2 separate regions of the Homo sapiens genome follow, and region 2 is linked to region 1. Evidence: read pairs that join two places in POLR2A ChIA-PET (ENCODE). Cell type or tissue: PC-9. All regions are shown on one strand. Links, peaks and the distances in the headings refer to the core of each region. The heading gives the core; the rest is flanking DNA.

Region 1 (10,005 bases), core at 1,902-6,901:
AAGAAGGCTCCCCAAAAAGTGTGTGGTGGGGGGGTGTTGAGGAGGTTGGGGAAATGGCATCATAGGATGTAGCTCACCTCACTCTGCTAAATACTTTTGACGTCTGACTCTGGTAAATACCTCCATCTACTTCCTCTTCCCAACCCCCCACCCACCTCCCTCCTTCGAGGAGTCCAGAAGCTACAATGCCAAAAGCAGACTACCAGCAAGAAAGGTGGGGGAAAGAAGGGGGTGGTGTGGCCACAGGCCTTCCTCCCAGCTCGCAGAGCCCCCTCCCTTGTATCAGCCCCAAGAAGGGCCAGCTTAGTTGCCTTCTTTCCAGGGATGCGTCAGGGTGTGCCAGGCTCTTCCTGCATCTGTCTCGTGGAGGTGAGGGTAACACTCCTTCCCCAGGCGTAACGTGTTCTTAGGAGCTCTGATACCTTCTGAAATTGTGTTCTTCTGAGACGTCGTAAGGAGTAAGTTCTAGGGTGGAGTATTAGGGTGTTTTTGCATTGATAAAAGTAAGTACCTGAGGCTAGGTAATTTATAAAGAAAAGAGGTTTAATTGGCTCAGGGTTCTGGAGGCTGTACACAGCATCTGCTTAGCTTCTGGGGAGGCCTCAGGGAGCTTTTACTCATGACAGAAGGCAAAGCAGGAGAGGAAGCAGGAGGGGGTTGGGAAGTGCCACCCTATTTTAAGCAATCAGATCTTATGAGAACTCAGAGTGAGAACTCACTCGTTATCAAGGGGGCAGTGCCGAGCTGTTCATGAGGGATCTGCCCCCAAGATCTAATACCTTTCACTACCTAATCTAATACCTTTCACCTCGTCTAACATTGGAGATCACATTTCAACATGAGATTTGGAGGGGACAAGATCCAGACCATATCAGGTGGGGTCAGAGGTCCTGCTAAAACTGTGACTATCAGGGATGTTATTCAGATATTAGTGTTCTGTACTTAATGGGTGCTGGGTGGGCTGCCTGTGTAAATTCCACTCCCTGCCCCTGGGGCATGAGCTTCAAATGGGAATTGTGCCTGCCACCAGGCAGGCCTCCTCCTCCTCTCATCTGCTTCAGAGACGCATGTGGGTCCAGCTGCCATGGACGTCATCCTGAGCTGTCCAGGCAGACACTCCCAGTCTGGTCTCTTCTTGCTCCCTTCTATTCTGGCTCCCATGCCTCCCAAAAACCCTCCTCTCCAGGCAGCCTGGTTTCTGCCAGTCCTCTCCTCCTCCACCTTGCTCAGGCAGTTCCCTGCCCACTGGACCGACGGTCTAGGTTCAACTCTGTTTCCACCTTTCCTGCTGAGCCCATGCCTTGGTCTGCAGGGCCGACCTCTCCAAACTTGAGAGTTCTGTGCCACATGATTTGGCCCCTGCCACTGCCCTCTCACGGCTTGTGTGTCTTCCTCTGTGCGCACCTTGGCTTCCAGCTGGAGCAGCCTCCATGTGGGTGGAACTTTGGTGGATGCTCACGGGGCACCTGACCTGGAACCTGAGCTCAGGAGAGCTGCCTGGTATATGAGCTTGTTTCTTCTCAGTTCCTGGGCTGTGGCCCAGAATGGTGCCATTATTCTCTCTGCCAATGTTTCAGCGGCCAGCAGCCTTGTGGCCCGGGGCCTGATGCAGGGGCCAGACTCTGGCCTCAAGGCTTCTTTCCCCGCAGTTCCTGGATTCCAGATGCTCCTGTTTCTGTCTGGGGACCCAGTTCCTGATACCCTTTACCCCAGTCACTCAAGCTCTGCCCACTACCAGTATCTCTGGCCCCAGGAAACTTCCCTAAGGGTCCCCTGGGGAATTCCAGATCCCCTAAGGCATGTTCTCCACCCTCTGGAACTGATCCCATTTAGAGCCCCAGGGACAAAGGCAATACCAGGGCTTTTCCTGGGGGGTGGGGGGCTGGGGGGATGGCGAGGAGCAGGGCAAACTCCTTCAACATCTCTCAGCCCCCATCCCTGGCCCCGATTAGTAATGGAGAAACAGATACCATTATGAGGCAGTATGACTTATGCTAATCATCCAAAACACAGGTTCCCTTTTGTGAGACGCTAGAAATGCAGACCAACTGGAATATCTCAGAGGTCCTTTTCCAAGGAAGGTGTGACCTTTGTCATAAGAGCTTTGGGATCAGGTGCTTTGAGGTTGGCAGGGGTGAGGCATTGCATTAGGGGAGATGGGCGGGCAGAGGGGGTACCAGCCCCTCTTATTTACCCCTGGGTTTTTTGTCCTTTCAGCCTGGAGGCCGGCCCTGTATCTCGCCGCCCTGGACTGTGCTGAGGAGACCAACAGTGCAGTCTGCAGAGACTTCAACATCCCTGGCTTCCCGACTGTGAGGGTGTGTGACTGACAGGAGGGGAAGGCAGGCTGGGCCTGCTTTGTTTCCCTTTATAAGGGAAAGGGACCATGTGGGATGTGTCGGGATGGGCAGATTTCAGCTGCTCTGATTTGAGCTGGGAGGTGATCATCACTTGGGCTGGTGAGAGCTCCCACCTCCCAAGGTCCTCTTCAATTGCTCTCCCTCTTGACCTCCAAGCCTTAAGAGGTCTGATCTAACTCTATAAAACCAGGATTCAGGCTCTGACCCACCTGTGGGCAGGGTCAGACTCTAGAAGCCTAGTGGTCCCCCACAAAGGGACCCCAGACACTCTGGCAAGCCTCAGCCTCCTCAGGCAAAAATGCCTTGAACCACAGGTAGCTAAGAAGGGACCTGTCAGGGTAGCCTCACCCCACTGTCAGAATGTCAGTGCCTCAGGCAGCAGGGATCCCCGGCACGGGAGTTATCACACCCAAGGCATGAGGGCTTTGTCACCCCCGCTCTGGTGGAAAGTGGCACGAGATCTCTGATGATGCCTTACCTGCCAGCCTGCCCAGTGCAGGGCATCAACAGCTTAATTAACGTCTGAACAGCTTCCAAGGCTCTCAAATAGGAGGCCCTGGATAGCCCAGGGCAGCAAGGCTGCTGCAGTTATGGTGAGGGCCCTCCCCTGGGCTCAGGCCTGGCTCCAATCCAATTAGTTTTCTTCCAGATTAGAGAAGCCAAATTCAAATCTCTGTCTCTGTAGCACCAGCTATAAATAATATGTACCCTCCCACCAGAATGGCATCTAGAAAACCAGTTTCTTCTGTAGCCATTAAGGATTATTAGGAAATGCCTTTGAAAGCTGAAATGCCAAGCATTGTCCCTGGAACAAGATACCTCTGAGCTGGGGGTAGGGGCAGCCAAGTTTCAAGCAGAACTGTGAGCCAGAACTCAGCTTAATTACCCCAGCAGCATCCATCCGGGAAGTAAGGCCGTGGCTCCACCAGGAACATCCAGCTCTAACTCCATGTGACCTTTCTGTTCCTCGAGCCCAGTGCAACCCCCACTGGATTCAGGGTTTCCACACCTAATAGAAGTCCCTTCCTAAACTGTTACCACATAGGGTCAGGGCCCCCCAGGCCCCAGGTTTAGCTGAGACCAGGTTGGTCTCCTGATAGCGAACCAACAGCTACTGCCGTGTCATTGAAAAGTGGCAGCAGAGAGTCTGCATGTCAATCATCCCTTTGAAATGAAAGGCCTTCCTGGCAGGGACATGGTGCTATCTTTGGCCCTAAGGTGTGTAATTGAGAATATTCAAACAGGGCACTCTGTTCCTTTGGCTGAACCAGGGTGAGTGGCCCTGAGTGGGAAGCTGTGGGCAAGTTAGTGTGGCACAAGGAACCATCATTCACAGGCTGATATTTTTCTCCCAGTGAGCATGAGCCGCAGGGGTGCAGCCACTGCCCAGCCCCCAGGGGAGGGGTTGACACTGGTACAGCAGCCAGGGCAAGACAACCGATTGGAGTTCTGTAGGGCCTGACACCTGAGCTTTCTGACTCTGCCTGGGAGAGGCTGGGCACAGCAGGGATGAAGGAGGCGGCCTAGGCCCAGGAGGTCAGAGGCTCCTCAGCGCCACCCCATGTCACGCAGCGCACGCAGCCTGGATGCCTCAGGTGAGTCACCATCTCCTGAACTGCCTGGCTGGCTGTGGGAGGGGCACTGGGAGGGCCCTCGCTGGGCTCCTCAGCCCTCCCCTGCCTCCAGACGGGCAGCACCTGGCAGGGCCAGTCTGGTAGTCATCTGTCCACAGACCAACACGGTGGCCTCCCCCGGCAAAGCCTTTCCTGCCTCTCCTGAGGAACCTGTGGCTCAGTTTTGGCCAGGGGGAGGCACCCAGTGCCCAGTCCATAGGCCAAGTGGCTTGAGCTGGCAGGTCTCTGCTCTGAGGTCCTATGCAGCGGCTCTCAAATAGTTTCTTACTGTGACCAACTGTAAGCAATACACATTTTTACATTGTGATCCCAAAGTTGGTATGTATCTATTATCATTAAACCAGAAGTTTCATAAAACAAGATTCTTACTAAGTGCAGTTAAACTGTGATATTTTCTGTTCTATTTTTTTTTTTAAATCCGGCTGTGATTAAATACATTGATTTGACAGCTCATTACAAGGTTGTTTCTAGTGTTTGGAAAACACTACTCAAACAGATTCCAATATCCAGAGATTCGGGGCCATGAAGAACCTGTGTGCCCTTGGCAGAGGCTGACCTGGAGACTGCTGGTGGGCCAGAGACATAGCCCTGTTGCCCTGCCTGCTGCCCTCTGGGGGCTGGAGCCTGTCCTTGCACTCTGTCCATGAAGAGCTGAAAAGCGAGGGCCCATGCGAAGCAGGGGGAGGAGAGAGTGCTTTTGGTATGATGGGGACAGGCCCACACACAAGTCTGGCCTCCCTGAGTGGCATGTGTGACTGTCCTTTTCTTCTGTCTCCAGCCCCTTGTCACTATGAGCAAACAGTGAGCTTCTACCAGCCCAGCCTGTTTAGCAAACACCTGGGCCCTGAAGGGCGGGCCAGCTGTGTCAGGTCCCCATCAGGTTGGAGCCAGAGCCCAGCTGGAAGGAAACAAAGGCGTGGGAGAGGGAGGGGCTGGTTGGCTGCAGGTTCTGGCTGGAGCTTGGCAACCTAGAGGCTGGAACTTCCGGGTCAAGGGGCTTCTCCGTGGGCCTCAGGAGTGCCCTTCAGTGGGAATAGAATGGGACTTTTTATGGCCGAAGGCCTGGCCGGAGCAAGGGGTACACAGCACAGCAGCATAGGGGTGGGGAAGGGCAGGTCTTCTCTCTTCGAGGCTCTGAGGAGATCAGTGATGTGGTTTCAAATCCAGGCCTCTCTGCTTACTGTGTGTGGCTTGGAAAGTCACTTATCAGTGCCCCAGCCGTGGGCCCCAGTTTCCTTGTCTGTAAACATGGGATGATAACATCCACCTAAGAGGACCGTTGCCAAGTGTGAAGTGAGGTCTCCCATATGCAAGTGCCACCATGCTAGTGTGATTTGGACTTCAGTAAAAGTTAGTTTGCTTCCTTCCCGTTGTCCCATCTCACTCCTGGGCCACCCGTGGGGCTGCTGGTAGCTGGTGTGTGGCTGCTGCTGGACTGTGTGGCAGTCCATCCATCTGTCAGCAGCCACTGCGGGCCTACTTGCTGGGTGCCCAGCACCGCACTCACCACTGCAGGCGTGGCCAGGAGCGTGAGATCCCCAGAGCCCATGGCCAGTGAGAGGCGGCCAGGGATAGGTACCCAGGGTATGCCACAGGAGTTTGCTGGGCTCACGGAGCTCTTTCACTGGTCAGAGAGGAGTGTGTGTAGGAGGGGACTTCTACTTGGTGTTGAAGGACAGATGGGGTTTGGCTGGGAGAGAGGAGGAATGTGGGCGGGCCTTATAGGCAGGCGAGAAGGTGAGAGCCAAGGCCCTCTGTGGGCAGGGCGAGGTGGCGTGTTGAGGAGACTCGTCCAGCTGGGCAGAGGCTCATGTTGAGGGATGAGGCAGAGCTGGGGGAGGAGGGAGCCCAGAAATGGCAGGTCCTTGAATGCAGGTTTGGAAGCAGGGACGCCCTGTGAGGGTACAGAGTCTGGGCTGTTACCTTCTGTGGCTTTTGCTAGAAGGTGAGATGTCAGGGAGGAAGACAGGACTCCAGGATGTCTCCTGTCTCTCTCTGGAAAAAGGAGGTGGGCCCCTTTCTCAGCAGTCAGCTGCTGTTTTTGAGGTCTTCTCCATGGATAATCCACGGTGTTGGAAGTGGTTAAGGTAATGGATCCTCATGGGCTTACCATAAAAATATCTGGAGGCTGGACCATTTTCCTTAAAACGTTATAAAAGCTGGAATTGAATGCCATCGGTGTCACCCCTGGGAAGTGTGCTTTCTCTTGAGCTCTTTTGGCCCCAAGATAGCAGTCACTCCATAGTTTCGTGAAGACCAGCCTGGTGTTGCCTGGTTTTCTGCCATTAGGGAGCAGCTAGAGGTCTTCCAGTAGCTCCTGTGTAAAGTGATGAAAGAAAAGGGCTGGGTGCTGACTGCTCCTGGAGAAAAGCAACACACTCCCAGAGTCTTAATTGCCTGCTTCCAGGGAGCTGTGGTGGTTTCCCTTGGGCAGGGCACACGCCCCAGTGGTTGACTTAATAAGGATACATTTTAATCAGAGGACAAAAATGTGCCCTGACTTGATTTCCGCATGGGCTTCCAGCATGGTCAAAGGGCAGAGATTCTCTGTTCAGCTGAACAGATGTCTATTGAGAGATGCCAGACACTGTGGAGCTTGCAGAGATAAATAAAATGTCGTCCTGCTTCCTGGTCAGAGGTGGGTGCATGGGTGAGTGGTGGATTCAGGTTGAAGTTCATTGCAGCTGGAGTGGCGGGAGTGGAGGGCAATGTGAGGTGAGTTTGGGTTTGGAGCCTGGAAGGCCTTGAATGCAGTGAGTTTGGACATTATTCATTGACAGTGGGGAGTCATGGAAGAGATTTGAGGAGGAGCAAAATGTTCAGACCAGAACTGTGCCTTAGAAAACTAACCTTAGTAGCAGTGAGGAAGATAGCTGGAGTATGAAAAGATTGAGCATACTAAAACTTCTGAGAGCATGAAAGGTGGGGACTGATGCAGTGACCCAAAAATACGTCATCATCTGTCGGGCCTGGTCTAGACAAGGCAGGTGGAGAAGGAGAGGACTTTTGAAGAGGTAACACGGAGGTCAAATTCATAGGACTTGTCAGCTAACTGGATGACGGGTTTTTGAAGAGGGGGATGGTGTGGGTGGCAGGGAGGGGGACTGGTTGCTGGGTGAGGTAAACACAAGTGGCAAAGCAGGTTGAGAGAGGGGTGATTCAGTCTTGGGGATGGTGGGGGAGGGGCAGTATCCAGACACCTGAGTGGAGGCCATCAGGAAGAACCAGGAGTCTAGGACAGGTGAGGTCTGAGATGCAGAGGGTTCAGATGGCAAATCATTTGGACAAAGTCATTGGCTTTGGCAAGGGAGAAATGATAGGTTTGTTCATTGATCCCTTTATCCACTCATCATTTAGAAGCAAGATTGAGCAACTTCTTTGTGACAGTGCCTTCAACAGCTTTTTAAACAGAAGAGTGTCAGGACCTGACATGTGTCTGTAGGAGAGACCGGGGTAGGAGATGGGGGTGGACAGTGGGCACAGGAGAGCAGTCGAAAGTGAAGCTAGGACCAGGGCAAGGGGGCCAAGTAAGGCTGGTCAGTGTCAAGCCAACCAGGGGAGGGTGGCAACGTGAAAGCAACAAAGGAGAGCAACCACAAAATGTGGCACGAAAGTTGACAAATGCTCGCCATGGGAAGACAAAGCAGGCAGTAATAACATCTGTACCAGAGAGAGGCCAGGAGGGCGGGGAGAGATCACTGGAGTGGCTGAAGAGAAGGTCACCAAGGAGCTTCCCTAGAACGGCTTCAACTGAGGGTTGTGGGGATGGCCAGAGAGCAGTCTGAGGAGCAAGGGCAGACGCTGTTCCAGGAACATTGGCAGCATGGGGACACGGGAAGGAAATGCGGTTACTCGAGAAGGAAGGAGGGCCTCTCTTCATCCCCATCCTCCTTCCCTTCCCATCCTTTCCTTTTTTAAGGGTTAGACTAGAAGGATTCGAATCTATCTGTAGGCCTAGTTGGGCGGCTGTAGTAGAAAAGAGGAATGATGAGAGATGGCTAGGAAGAAGTTCCTGAAGAGCGTGAGGCGTGGGAGCCAGAACTCGGAGGAGACATTGGCCTGGGAGGTGGGTGCGAAGCTTCTGAGGACAGAAGGGAACAGCTGAGGTGCAGCAGGGCCTTCCCTTCAGCCTGCATCCTGGGGAGAGGCTCTTGGGGTCCCTGCATCCCCCTGGGCCACTCTGGCTGACCGAGGTTCCTGGTCAGACTCCAAGCTGCTTGTGGCTGCAGGGATCTTGAGGGGTTGCCTTTTTAAAATTTTTTTATTTTTTGAGACAGAGTCTCTCTCTGTCGCCCAGGCTGGAGTGCAGTGGCATGATCTCGGCTCACTGTAACCTCCACCTCCCAGGTTCAAGCAATTCTCCTGCCTCAGTCTCCTGAGTAGTTGGGATACAGGTGCATGTCACCAAATTTGGCTAATTTTTATATTTTTAGTAGAGACGGGGTTTTACCCTGTTGGCCAGGCTGGTCTCAAACTCCTGACCTCAAGTGATCCGCCCACCTCGGCCTCCCAAAGTGCTGGGATTACCGGCATGAGCCACTGCACCCGTCCTGGAGAGGCTGCCTTTTGGTAGAAGTAATGCAAGCCTCTTTTAATATGGGCACCTGCTCAGATGTGGGTGACCTGATGGTTGATGACAAAAAAATGACCATATTACTTTTCAGAGGTGAAAATAACAGCTGTAGCTGTGGGAAAGCCACCCATCTCAAGGCTTCATGATGTCAGTGTTGTTCTCATATATGTAGAAACCAGTCAAAGTGTAACCTGTCTGTAAATAAACAAGAGCACCATCACCATGAATAACTGCAGCGCAACATCACCCTCGGGTTTCTTTTTTGTTTTTAAATTTTATTTATTTTTAATTTTTAACTTTTTGTAGAGATGGGGCCTCACTGTGTTGCCTAGGGTGGTCTTGAACTCCAGGGTTCAAGTGATCCTCCCTCCTAGGTCTCCCAAAGTGCTGGGATTACAGGTGCGAGCCACTGCACCTGACCTGGTTTATTATTTGTCGGCAAACCAAACCCCAAATAGATGTATCTTCAATTTTGTTCATGAAAAAGTGTCAGTCCATAAATGCCGTAACTTACATTATCAATACGATCTCCTAATCAAGGAAATTTATGATCATTTTCTTAAGTATTAGGATAACATAATTTTAATAGGCCAATAAAATTAAATAACTGTAAAGAACGCTATTTAAATATGTGTGGTATGTATAAGTGGATGGTTTTCATCCACAATAAAAGTTTATATTAATGTTTTGAAAAGAGAGAGTAAAGCAGTGAGCAGGAGTAAGGGCCCGGGGGAGGTCACAGGGAGCAGAAGGTTGCAGATGGGGAGAGACAGGTGGCTTCTCTGCAGCCTTTGTTCCTCATGTGGGAGAGGGTAGCAGGTGGCTTCCAGATTTTCTGCCTACAAATGTCTGTAACAAACAAGTCCTAGCTGATCATGGTTCCTAGTGTTTAAAAGGTATGAAGGAGGGAAGGGGATGCTGGTGGTGGGTGATGATGGTACAGTTAACATGTACCAGTTCCTTGATGTATGCACTAGGTACCATGCTAAGCACTTTAGATGTATGGTCATGGAATCCTCACAAGTCTTCAAGGTAGATGGTGTCATCCTCATTTCAAAGATGAGAACACAAAGGTTCGGAGCAGTTGATGCGTTGCCCAAGGTCACACAGCAAGAGCAAAGCAGAACCAGTCCTTGAACGAGGTCTGCCAGAGCCCGGGGCCTGTTCTCAGCTGCCAGCTTGGGATAAGGCCAAACAGCTCTATCCCAAGGAGGGAGAAGGAAACCAGTGTTTGGCTGTTGGAGGCAGAAGTCCAAGGTAGTGAAAAGTGGCCCCGAGGCTAGAGTCCCACAGGAAGAAGCCTCTTCCCAGCCTGCAGGCTCTCCCCTAGGCAGTTCAGTGGCCGGCTTCCAGGACAACTCAACTGTGTTCCCTCCTGAATCGGAAGAGCGCAGGCAAAAGCCTTGGCAGCTGTCTTGCCGCCTGGGCAGAAGCCCAG
Region 2 (10,005 bases), core at 2,741-7,740, 240 kb before region 1:
AAAGGACAACTGAATACTTCTTCAACTATATAAAGACCTTCTATATGTAATGCCATGCTATGTCATTAATGGCATTTCATTTTAGCTTTTTAAAAAACCCAACGAAGGGAAATTCAAGGTAATGGAAACATTTTAAGTTTTAAAATCTGAGTCCTGGTCATGGGTCTACTACAAATGTGATTTCTTCCCATTGCTTCTGTTTCTCTAGGCTAAACCAGGAAGATAGTTGTCAAAACTTCGGGTACTATTTTAACATACATCAGCACTTGTTAATTTGCTGTAATTCCCTCAATAGAACACCAAGCTTTAGTTTTCAGTATGTTTCTTGGGCAAGTGAGGTGGTAGGTGGCCATGTACTAGATCAAACTTGATTTTCTAGGGATTGTTTTCCCACTTTTAGAGAATACCATTCTTAGGCTAAACTCAATTACAGAATCTACTGCATGCTATACAGCCCTCTATAGAAATATTCACCCTGAGTAGTTAATTATGTTTCTTAATGGGTAAATGTTTTATCTAGTCCCTCTTTTTTTTTAATTTGATAAAATCCAGATCTCTCAGAGCTTAAATACACTTCCTCTTATTTTCCCTACAACAAATATGGAAAAGATCTATAATATATATTTGAATATGTATTAAGTTGTTCCTCACCCTTTTCTATTTTTTATTAGCTATTGAGTGTTTATTAATGCTTCAAACACTTCCAAGTGCTTTATGTATATTAACTGATTTAATTCTTAAGTTACTCTATGAGATGGTATTATTATCCCAACTTAATAGGAAACTGAAGCACAGTGAGCTAAAGTAACTCTCGAAGTGGTGGAGCAGAGAGATGAACCCAGGCAGTCTGACTTTAGAACATCTATGCTTACCACTATGATGTTCTCAAGGACCCCATTCTGAATATAGGAATAAACAAATTCAGTTTCTCCCACTTTAATCTCACAACACCCTTCTGACTCCAGATGTGTGTGGAGGGGGGTTCCCCACGCATTAAGCAAATAAGCAATTTTGCAGCAGACACCAGCTGGGTGTCCTCTAATTCAATTCACTTCTTACACTACCTGGAGATAGCATCAGATACCATAGGTTGAAGGCTCAGTGCCACAAGATGGCTCCCACTTCAGATGACAATCAGAAGCCCCAGATGGTGACCAAGGGTCCTAACCAACTAGCTATAAGTTAGGGTTCCCATAACCCCTTCTTGAGCTCCATTAGTTTGCTAGAGAGGCTCACAGAACTCGGAAACACTATACAGTCATGCTGTACATAATGACATTTCAATGTCAGCCTGCATAGACAATGGTGATCCCATAAGATTATAATACTGTATTTTTACTGTACCTTTTCTATGTTTAGGTATGTTTAGATAGACAAATAGTCAATCCTTGAACAACTTGGGTTTGAACTGTGTGGGTCCATTTATACATGGATTTTTTTTCAATAAATGTATTGGAAAATTTTTTGGAGATTTGCAACAATTTGAAAAACCAGATGAACCTCATAGACTAGAAATATCAAAAAAAATAAAGGTATGTGAAGAGTACATAAAATACATGTAGATACTAGTCTATCATTTACTACCATACATAAATCTATTTAAAAAAGTTAAAATTTATCAAAACCTATACACACAAACACACACCATACATTGTACCATTTGCAGTCTAGATAAATATTTAAAAATCTAAAAATGCACTGTTAAACCGTAACTGATGAAAAATTAGCTAGTGGGTACAATGTGTGCTCTTCAGGTGATGGCTATACTAAAAGTCCAGATTTCACCAGGATACAATTCTTCCATGTAACAAAAAACCACTTGTACCACTAAAGCTATGGAAAGAACAAAAATTGTCTAATTAACTAATTAAAACAAACAACTGCGTAAAATTAACTGTAGTACCTACTGTTCCACTGAAATAAGTTTGTAACCACCTCCTGTTGCTATTACAGCAGAACTCAAGGGTTGAGAGTATCCACATAAAACACCCTGTGAGCTAATCATCTCCACACAAGCAGTTCTTGGCTCTAGTAAATTGCGTATTGCAGTAAAAAGTGATCTCTCACACTTCTCGCGTTTTTCATCATGTTTAATGCAATACCCTAAACCTTGAATAACACCATGAGCCCCATACAAAGTGCCACCAGTGATGCTAGAAATGCTCCCAAGAAGCAGAGAAAAAAATGACACTACGAGAAAAAGTTGAATTGCTTGATAAGTACTTTGATTGAGGTCTGTAGCTGCAGTTGCCTGCCATTTCAGACAGCTGACTCATTTTGGAAATGGAGGGGCATTTAACTAACCCTAAATTTACAGTATTGATAATTACAGTACAGTACGGTAAATATGTTTTCCTTAGGATTTTCTTAATATTTTACTTTCTCTAGCTTTATTATAAGAAGACAGTATATAATAAATGTGTTAATCAACTGTTTATGTTACTGGTAAGTCTTCCAGTTAGCAGGAGGCTATTAGTAAAGTTTTGGGGAAGTCAAAAGTTATACATGGATTTTTGACTGTGTGGGTGTCAAACCCCTAATCCTCTAGTTGTTCCATTGTTAACTGCACTTGCCATTGTGTTACAATTCCCTACAGTATTCAGTACAGGAACATGCTGTACAGGCTTGCAGCCTAGACAACAGGATATACCATATAGCCTATGTGTGTAGTAGGCTATACCCTCTAGCTATGTGGAAGGACACTCTTAAGATGTTTGCACAATAACAAAATTGCCTAACAGTGCAATCGTCTTTTTTATTTTTATTTATTTATTATAGAGATGGAGTCTCACTATTTTGCCTAGGCTGGTCTCAAACTCCTGGGCTCAAGCAAGTCTCTCACCACAGCCTGCCAAAGTGTTGAGATTACAGGCAAGAGCCACCACGCCTGGTGACAACACAGTTCTCAAAATGTATCTCCTTCATTAAGTGACACATGACTGTACTCACATTTACTAGCTTATTATAAAGGATATTACAAAGGATACCGATGAACACCAGATGAAGAGATGCATAGGACAATGCATGTGGGAAGGAGTGTGAAGCCTCCATCTATTCCATTCCAATCTATTCAGGCTCTATAAAGTTTATATTCAACCTATATATTCTTATTTGTGGCTCTCCTTTAAACACTTTTCTTCCCTTGCTCAGCATTGTAGAATCCAATATTGCACAAACCGAGTCTAGAGAATTTTGAGTAGGATGAGTCATCACACAGTCCTACCTGTTGACACATATTTGCATACATAATCATGATTTTATAACTAAATTTACTGCAATGTTGACTCACAGTTAATCTTTTTCAAAATGCTTACATGTACCCCAGGGATTGGTTAACTGCCCCTGCTTACCACACAGCTTCTCTTTTTGGCCTCTTTCAGTCTTGATGCAAAACTCAGCAACTCTGAATTCCTAAGGAAAAATCCATTTGCATCCAGAGCACTGGCAATTTCCTACAGAGGAAAAATTGTTGATAGTACACAAAAAACACATCCCACAGAAAACAGAAGCATCCTTATCCTTACTGTAATGAGGGAGAGTATGATTAAGAGTACAGGCCCTACGGTCTGGAGTTTGACTGCCTAGGGCCAAATCCCAGCTCCATGCCTTTCTCACTGAATGACACTAGCAACTTATGCTCTTTATGCTTCAGTTTCCTTGTCTAAAAATGGGGAAAATAATGTAACTACTATCTTTTTTTTTTTTATTGAGACAGAGTCTTGCTCTGGCACCCAGGCTGGAGTGCAGCAGTGCGATCTCGGCTCACTGCAACCTCCGCCGCCCAGGTTCAAGCAAGTCTCCTGCCTGGGCCTCCCGAGTAGCTGGGATTAGAGGCCTGGGCCACCACACTGGCTGATTTTTGTATCTCTAGTAGAGACGGGGTTTCACCATGTTGGCCAGGCTGGTCTCGAACTCCTGACCTCAGGTGATCCACCCGCCTTGGCCTCCCAAAGTGCTGGGATTACAGGTGTGAGCCACCGCACCCGGCCTCATTTACCAAAATTCTTAACCACCAACAGTTCTCTCCCCTTTTCCTGTGTGGCATCAACTGTGATGGCTCCTACTTCCAGCCTCTTAGGTGACCCTTGTCATACGAATAACTTGGGCTTTCTTCCCATCTTATACCTCCATTACAAGCCCCAACCCATCACAAAGTTTATTAAACAAAAGGCCTTACAGTTATCAGAATCCACCCTTGCCCCAAATCAGGGGTACTATAAAGAATAAGAAAGCTTTCCTGGCTGGGTACAGTGGCTCATGCCTATAATCCCAGCACGTTGGTAGGATGAGGTGGGAGGATCACTTAAGCCCAGGAGTTTAAGACCAGCCTGGGCAACATAGTGGGACCCCATCTCTAGTTATAAAATTTAAAAGGTTTTTTTTTTATTTTTTAATTAATTTTTTTTCAAGAAAGCTTTTTGATCACATGCAAATAGCTCTTTCTCTCCATGGTTTATTCTTCCCATTCATCTTCACCATCCTACTCCCATACTTAATCAACCTCACTTTCTTTTCTTGAAGTAACTATAATTTGTTGATATTTTCCAAGTGCTGCACAGACTATCCCGTGTTGAACACGGAGATGTGCAACCTGGATCTCCTTTCAAGGAGTAATTTGTTTTGCCATCTGCTGGGAGTGTGTTCAGTGGACAGCCTTCACTCTCAACCACTTCACAGCTTGCCTCAGCTGCAGAAAACCACCTTGCTGAAGACTACGTTGGGGAGGGGGAGAGTGGTGCACTCTAATGACACGGGATACAAAGGCTTGGCCTTCTCAGCCCCACACAGTGCAACTATGGTGGGCCATTTGCACTCCAGAGCTTCCCTATGGGGTTGGCTGAAGCTATGGGGCCTGTATTATAGCATGACTTTTTCCTCTCCCCTCTCCTTCCTTTTCCTCCTTTCCATGGGTGTTGATACCAAGGCACTCCCTACTAAATACCTTGTACTCTGAGTCTGCTTCTCAGAAAACCCAACCTATGTCACACTGTAAGCTTAGTGTAGTCTGTAAATAATTAAGTCAGTAACGTTTATTGACCATTTAATATGTGCCAGGCACCATGCTAGGCACCATACATATACTATATCATTTAATTTTCATAATATTTGAAGTAGGTGCTATTACTATCTTTCTGTTACCAATGAGGAAACACAGACCCAGAACTACTGTTAGTAACTGATGGAGCTAGGATTTGAACTCAGTCTGACTCCAGAATCTGCATTCTTAACCATCATTCTACAATTCTACATTGTATTCCATCATAATGTCCACTTTTTTTTTTTTTTTTGAGATGGGGTCTTTCTCTGTTACTGAGGCTGGAGTGCAGTGGCATGATCTTGGCTCACTGCAACCTCCGCCTCCCGGGCTCAGGCAATCCTCCCACCTCAACCTTCTGAGTAGCTGGGACTACAGGCACACACCACCACACCCAGCTAATTTTTGTAGAGATGGATTCGCTGTGTCACCCAGGCTGGTCTAGAACTCCTGGACTCAAGTGATCCACCCGCCTCGGCCTCCCAAAGTGCTGGAATTACAGGCGTGAGCCACCATACTCAGGCAGTATCCACTTCTTAAGGAGCAAAAATGGCATTAAATAATATAAGCATACGATGCTTGGGGAGGTGGTGGTGGAATGTAGCCATATTTTTTATGGAAAGACTGTGTTAAAAGTGAACATTTTGAAGGTTTTTAACTGGTGAAAGAAACTAGCCTGGAATAATGCCACCAGAGACTGAGTGGAAGTCATCCCTTTTGAAGGTGCCATTCTTATGAGCCAAAAGTTTGTCGTTTAAAAGTTCATTTTGAGGGAATAACGTAACATAATTTTAAATAAAGGTATAGTAACCTTTAAAAGAACATTATAGCTGAATATTGTGAATGGGGTGAATTTGTTAAATGAATAACTTTGATAAAGTTTTCATGCACAGGCAAAATGTATTCACTAGATTTCTATGTAGTGATCTGCTTTTACTTTGTAATTTGTAGTCCTCAAAAGACTTTAAAAAAAATAAAGTCCATACTTACACTAACAAAAAAAACACATAATGCATGTATGTTGAGGAAACATACTGCCTGGCCCATAGAATCACCGGATTATCTAGTGAAATTTACACCTCTTTATAGAGATAAAAACCTGACAATAATGTTTGGAACTCTGTTAGGTAGAATGCTCTCTAATAACAAAGGCCTATTATGGTTCTGATGTCCTAATTTGAAAGTAAGTTGGGCAGGGCGTGGTGGCTCACGCCTGTAATCCCAGCACTTTGGTAGGCTGAGGCGGGCGGATCACGAGGTCAGGAGTTCGAGACCAGCCTGGCCAACATGGTGAAACCCCATATCTACTAAAGTTAAAAAAAATTAGCCAGGCGTGGTGGCACGCACCTGCAGTCCCAGCTACTCAGGAGGCTGAGGCAGGAGAATCACTTGAACCCAGGAGGCAGAGGTTGCAGTGAGCCAAGATCACGCCACTGCACTCCAGCCTGGCGACAGAGTGAGACTCCGTCTCAAAAAAAAAAAAAAAAAAAAAAGGAAATTGAACTAGATGATATTTAAAGTCTCTGTCAATGCTGATTCTATAAAATTGGCAAAGTTTGTAATAGCTTAATATAATGTAAAGCCCAGAATATTTTGCTTGATATAGCCTCTGAAAGAGAATCACTTATAGTCCATGATCTGTCCAACATTCAACAGGCATCTCAAACTGTGTTGGAGTAGTGTAATACTTGCTGCTTGAAATATAAGATCTGAGTGAGCAAATTCCAATGAAATCTTTTCCTTTGGAAATAGTTCCAAAGAATTAAGCTTTCTATTGTTAACAGGCAAGTTCCAAAGACCAAAGGTTTGCTCCTCTGAAATATTTTCATTAGCCTTGAATAAGCAAGTTGGCAGAGAGAGGGAACGAAGTACTTTTGTGTTCAGAAAATGCAGCCAACTTCCTATCTCTGGCTTTACCTCTAAGTTTTGTTATTGAATCAGCAGTTCTGTTTTTTTAAGTCATCTGGTTATTCCCAAGGTGGCCCTTTGACCTTTGCAGTTTGCCCAAAGGAGATCTACATGTATTAGCTGGTTGGACTATAGGTTAAGCTTAGATTTAGCTCTAAGCAATGAACCCTTTGCCCTTATATCACCTGTTATCTCGTTCCTGCAGAAAAGGAACACAAACATCCAAATTTATAGCAGTCTCAACATCTGCCTTAAAGCTTTTGTAAAGTATACAGGGAGTAATGTAAATATGTGCATGCTAACATTAATGTGAAATAAACTCTAAGTAAACAAGAGGAATGAATGGATAAGGCTAATATAACTCTCATAGCTACAGCCATCTCCCATAATTGGAAAGTTAAGTGCTTTAAAAAATTTGTTTCAAATTTTAAACATAATAATTTAAACAAAAAAATTAAAGTTTTAGTTTCATGGTTTCTTCAAAGTATCAATTCTCCTCAAAACAATAAAAACAGCCAATGAAATTAAAATACATAAAGAGTACCCGGTAAATAGAAACGAATAAAGTAAAAAAGTAAGTTGAACAGGAGAAGTTTGGAAGTAAGGTGCTGGGATAATCAACAAGCCTGGTAAGGTCCATTTCTCAGACAGTATGAGGTCATGCTGCAGATAGCAACATATTTCTGGCGCCTTCCATCTGAGGTTCTTCAAGTGCATAGCTGATGTTATCTTATAGCAAATATTATTACCTCCATTTTATAGGTGCAGAAACTAAGATACCAGGAGATTAGATAACTTGCTTAAGCCTGCACAATGAGTCAGTGATAGAATCAGAAGTGTATTTCAGGAATCTAATCTTTTCTGTTTGAATCACTAGGTCAGCTTTCTAGATACCAAAAGACATGTATGAATTTTTATTAAAATTAATAAATTGTAAATTTTGTTAATATACTTAGAAAATGGATTATCTTCTGTAAACAATTCAGTGAAATATTTTTGTTGTAAGCCATTGTTGCTTTTTGGGGGGAAAAATTTAAGAGGTGATTTAAAAATAAGTTCTCCCAGGTTTGAAAAGGTATTCATGTGAGGTTTAAATTATTTAGGAAAACCCATTTTAAAGGTTGAGCATGATGGTGAACGCCTGTAATCCCAGCACTTTGGGAGGCCGAGGCAGGCAGATTGAGCTCAGGAGTTTGAGACCAGCCTGGGCAACATAGTGAGACCCTGTCTCTACAAAAGGTTTAAAAGTTAGCCAGGTGTGGTGGTGTGCACCTGTAGTCTCAACTCCTCAAGAAGCTGAGGCAGGAGGATTGCTGGAGCCCAGTTCAAGGCTGCAGTAAGCTGTGATTATGCCACTGCACTCCAGCCTAGGCGAAAGAGTGAGATTCTGTCTAAAAAAAAAAAAAAAGAAAGAAAAGAAATTTATTTTGGCAGAAGTACAAGGATTGGCACATGTTGTTGTGGTCCTTGTAGACTTTCAATGACAGATAAAGTAGTTCTATAATTAGGATAAAAATTAGAACAAGGGTAATAAAGAGTGAGTAATATTTTGGAGTCTTATACAGGCAGGGGCCAGACACTTGGGCCAGCTGTCAGCTTCTCACGTTGCCTGCTTCTTATTCCAAGACTGAGCAGCAGAGTGGTTCCTGGTAAATTTTAATTTCAGATAACCATCAGATTGAGATGTCCGTTCAGGAGACTTAGCCTTGAAAAACAAATTTTTTTATAACACCTGGACCAGTTCCTTACAGTAGGTGAGCACGTGACCTTTGATTAGATTTGATTCATAAAGTGCATGGGTCTTCCAGTAATTATCTCAAATGGGGATAACCAATGTTTTCCAAAAGGGGTAGGTCTAAGATTAAACAGCACCAAGGGCAAAACTTTTGGCCAGTACAGACTGAAAGATTCAACTAATTTTGCCAATTGAGTCCTTTTTTTTTTTTTTTGAGACGGAGTCTCGCTCTGTCGCCCAGGCTGGAGTGCAGTGGCACAATCTTGGCTCACTGCAAGCTCCACCTCCTCGGTTCACGCCATTCTCCTGCCTCAGCCTCCTGAGTAGCTGGGACCACAGGTGCCCGCCACCACGCCCGGCTAATCTTTTTTTTTTTTTTTTTTGTATTTTTAGTAGAGACAGGGTTTCACTGTGTTAGCCAGGATGGTCTCGATCTCCTGATCTCATGATCTGCCCGCCTCGACCTCCCAAAGTGCTGGGATTACAGGCGTGAGCCACCGTGCCTGGCGCCGATTGAGTCTTAATTGTTCCATCAGTATGTTCCACTAATCAAGAGGACTGTCAGTGGTGGCCACAGTGGAAATGCAGAATAGGCAAAATTTTACATATTGATTTTATATTCTGCCTAGCAAAATGAGTGCCTTCGTCACTGTACAGTTCTGAGGGTACACCCCATATGGGGATTATTTTTTCCTAATAAGATTTAACTTACTGCTTAGGCTGTTAGTCTGCAATGGGGAAAGGCTTCCACCCAGTGGGAAAACATATAAATCATAACCAAAACAAATTTATATCATTGAGATGGTAGTAGCTAGATAAAATCCATCTGTCATATCTCAAAAGATCCTGAAGCTAAAGGAAAACACCCTATGGAACTATGAATATGTTTTCTAGGGTTGTATTTGGGACAGACTTGGGATCTTTGCTAAACTTTGCTAAACTTGAGAAGCAACCTTTGGGGAGGGTTTCCAATAATATTATCATTTTATCCCCAATGGGTTAAGTGATTAATATAATCTAAAATTTGATCTTGGAGGCCCCCTGGCAAGACTGATCTCTTATGGAGCCCATGCTATAGGCTGGTGTATTACTCATGGTTCTCCAGAGGATGTATGAAAGGGAGTTTATTAGGAAGAACTGGCTCACACAATCACAAGTCGAAGTCCCACTACAGGCCGTGTGCAAGCTGGGGAAGAAAGAAGCCAGTAGTGGCTCAGTCTGAGTCCAAAAGCCTCAAAAGCAAAGAAGCTGACAGTGCAGCCTTCAGTCTGTGGCCAAAGGTCCAAGAGCCACCAGAAAACCACTGGTGTAAGTCCAAGAATCCAAA

The links. Peaks named below come from ENCODE experiments on the same cell type or tissue, not always from the same donor. Only the 100,000 strongest peaks of a DNase experiment are listed, where the experiment ranks them.
Region 2: POLR2A ChIA-PET joins it to region 1 with 7 read pairs; 5 of 35 experiments call an interaction of 5 or more read pairs at or near these places.

The regions. Positions count from the first base shown.
Region 1 is chr1:180,164,274-180,174,278 of GRCh38, forward strand. QSOX1 (quiescin sulfhydryl oxidase 1) reads left to right here. Exons shown (of 12, transcript NM_002826.5): 2 at 2,218-2,318. Among named protein-coding and RNA genes, the nearest start is that of QSOX1, 14 kb to the left of the region's middle. RefSeq lists enhancers at 1,437-2,094, 2,095-2,752, 2,753-3,408, 3,409-4,066. In PC-9, for the core only: CTCF peaks have their summits at 3,879, 4,658 and 4,867; DNase peaks (open chromatin) are centred at 3,958, 4,758, 5,680 and 6,448; H3K27ac peaks cover 4,711 bases.
Region 2 is chr1:179,923,445-179,933,449 of GRCh38, forward strand. LOC101928933 (a long non-coding RNA gene) reads right to left here. Exons shown (of 4, transcript XR_241158.4): 3 at 3,351-3,452; 4 at 2,727-3,223. Among named protein-coding and RNA genes, the nearest start is that of CEP350, 26 kb to the right of the region's middle. In PC-9, for the core only: no CTCF peak of the experiment used is centred there; DNase peaks (open chromatin) are centred at 3,207 and 7,687.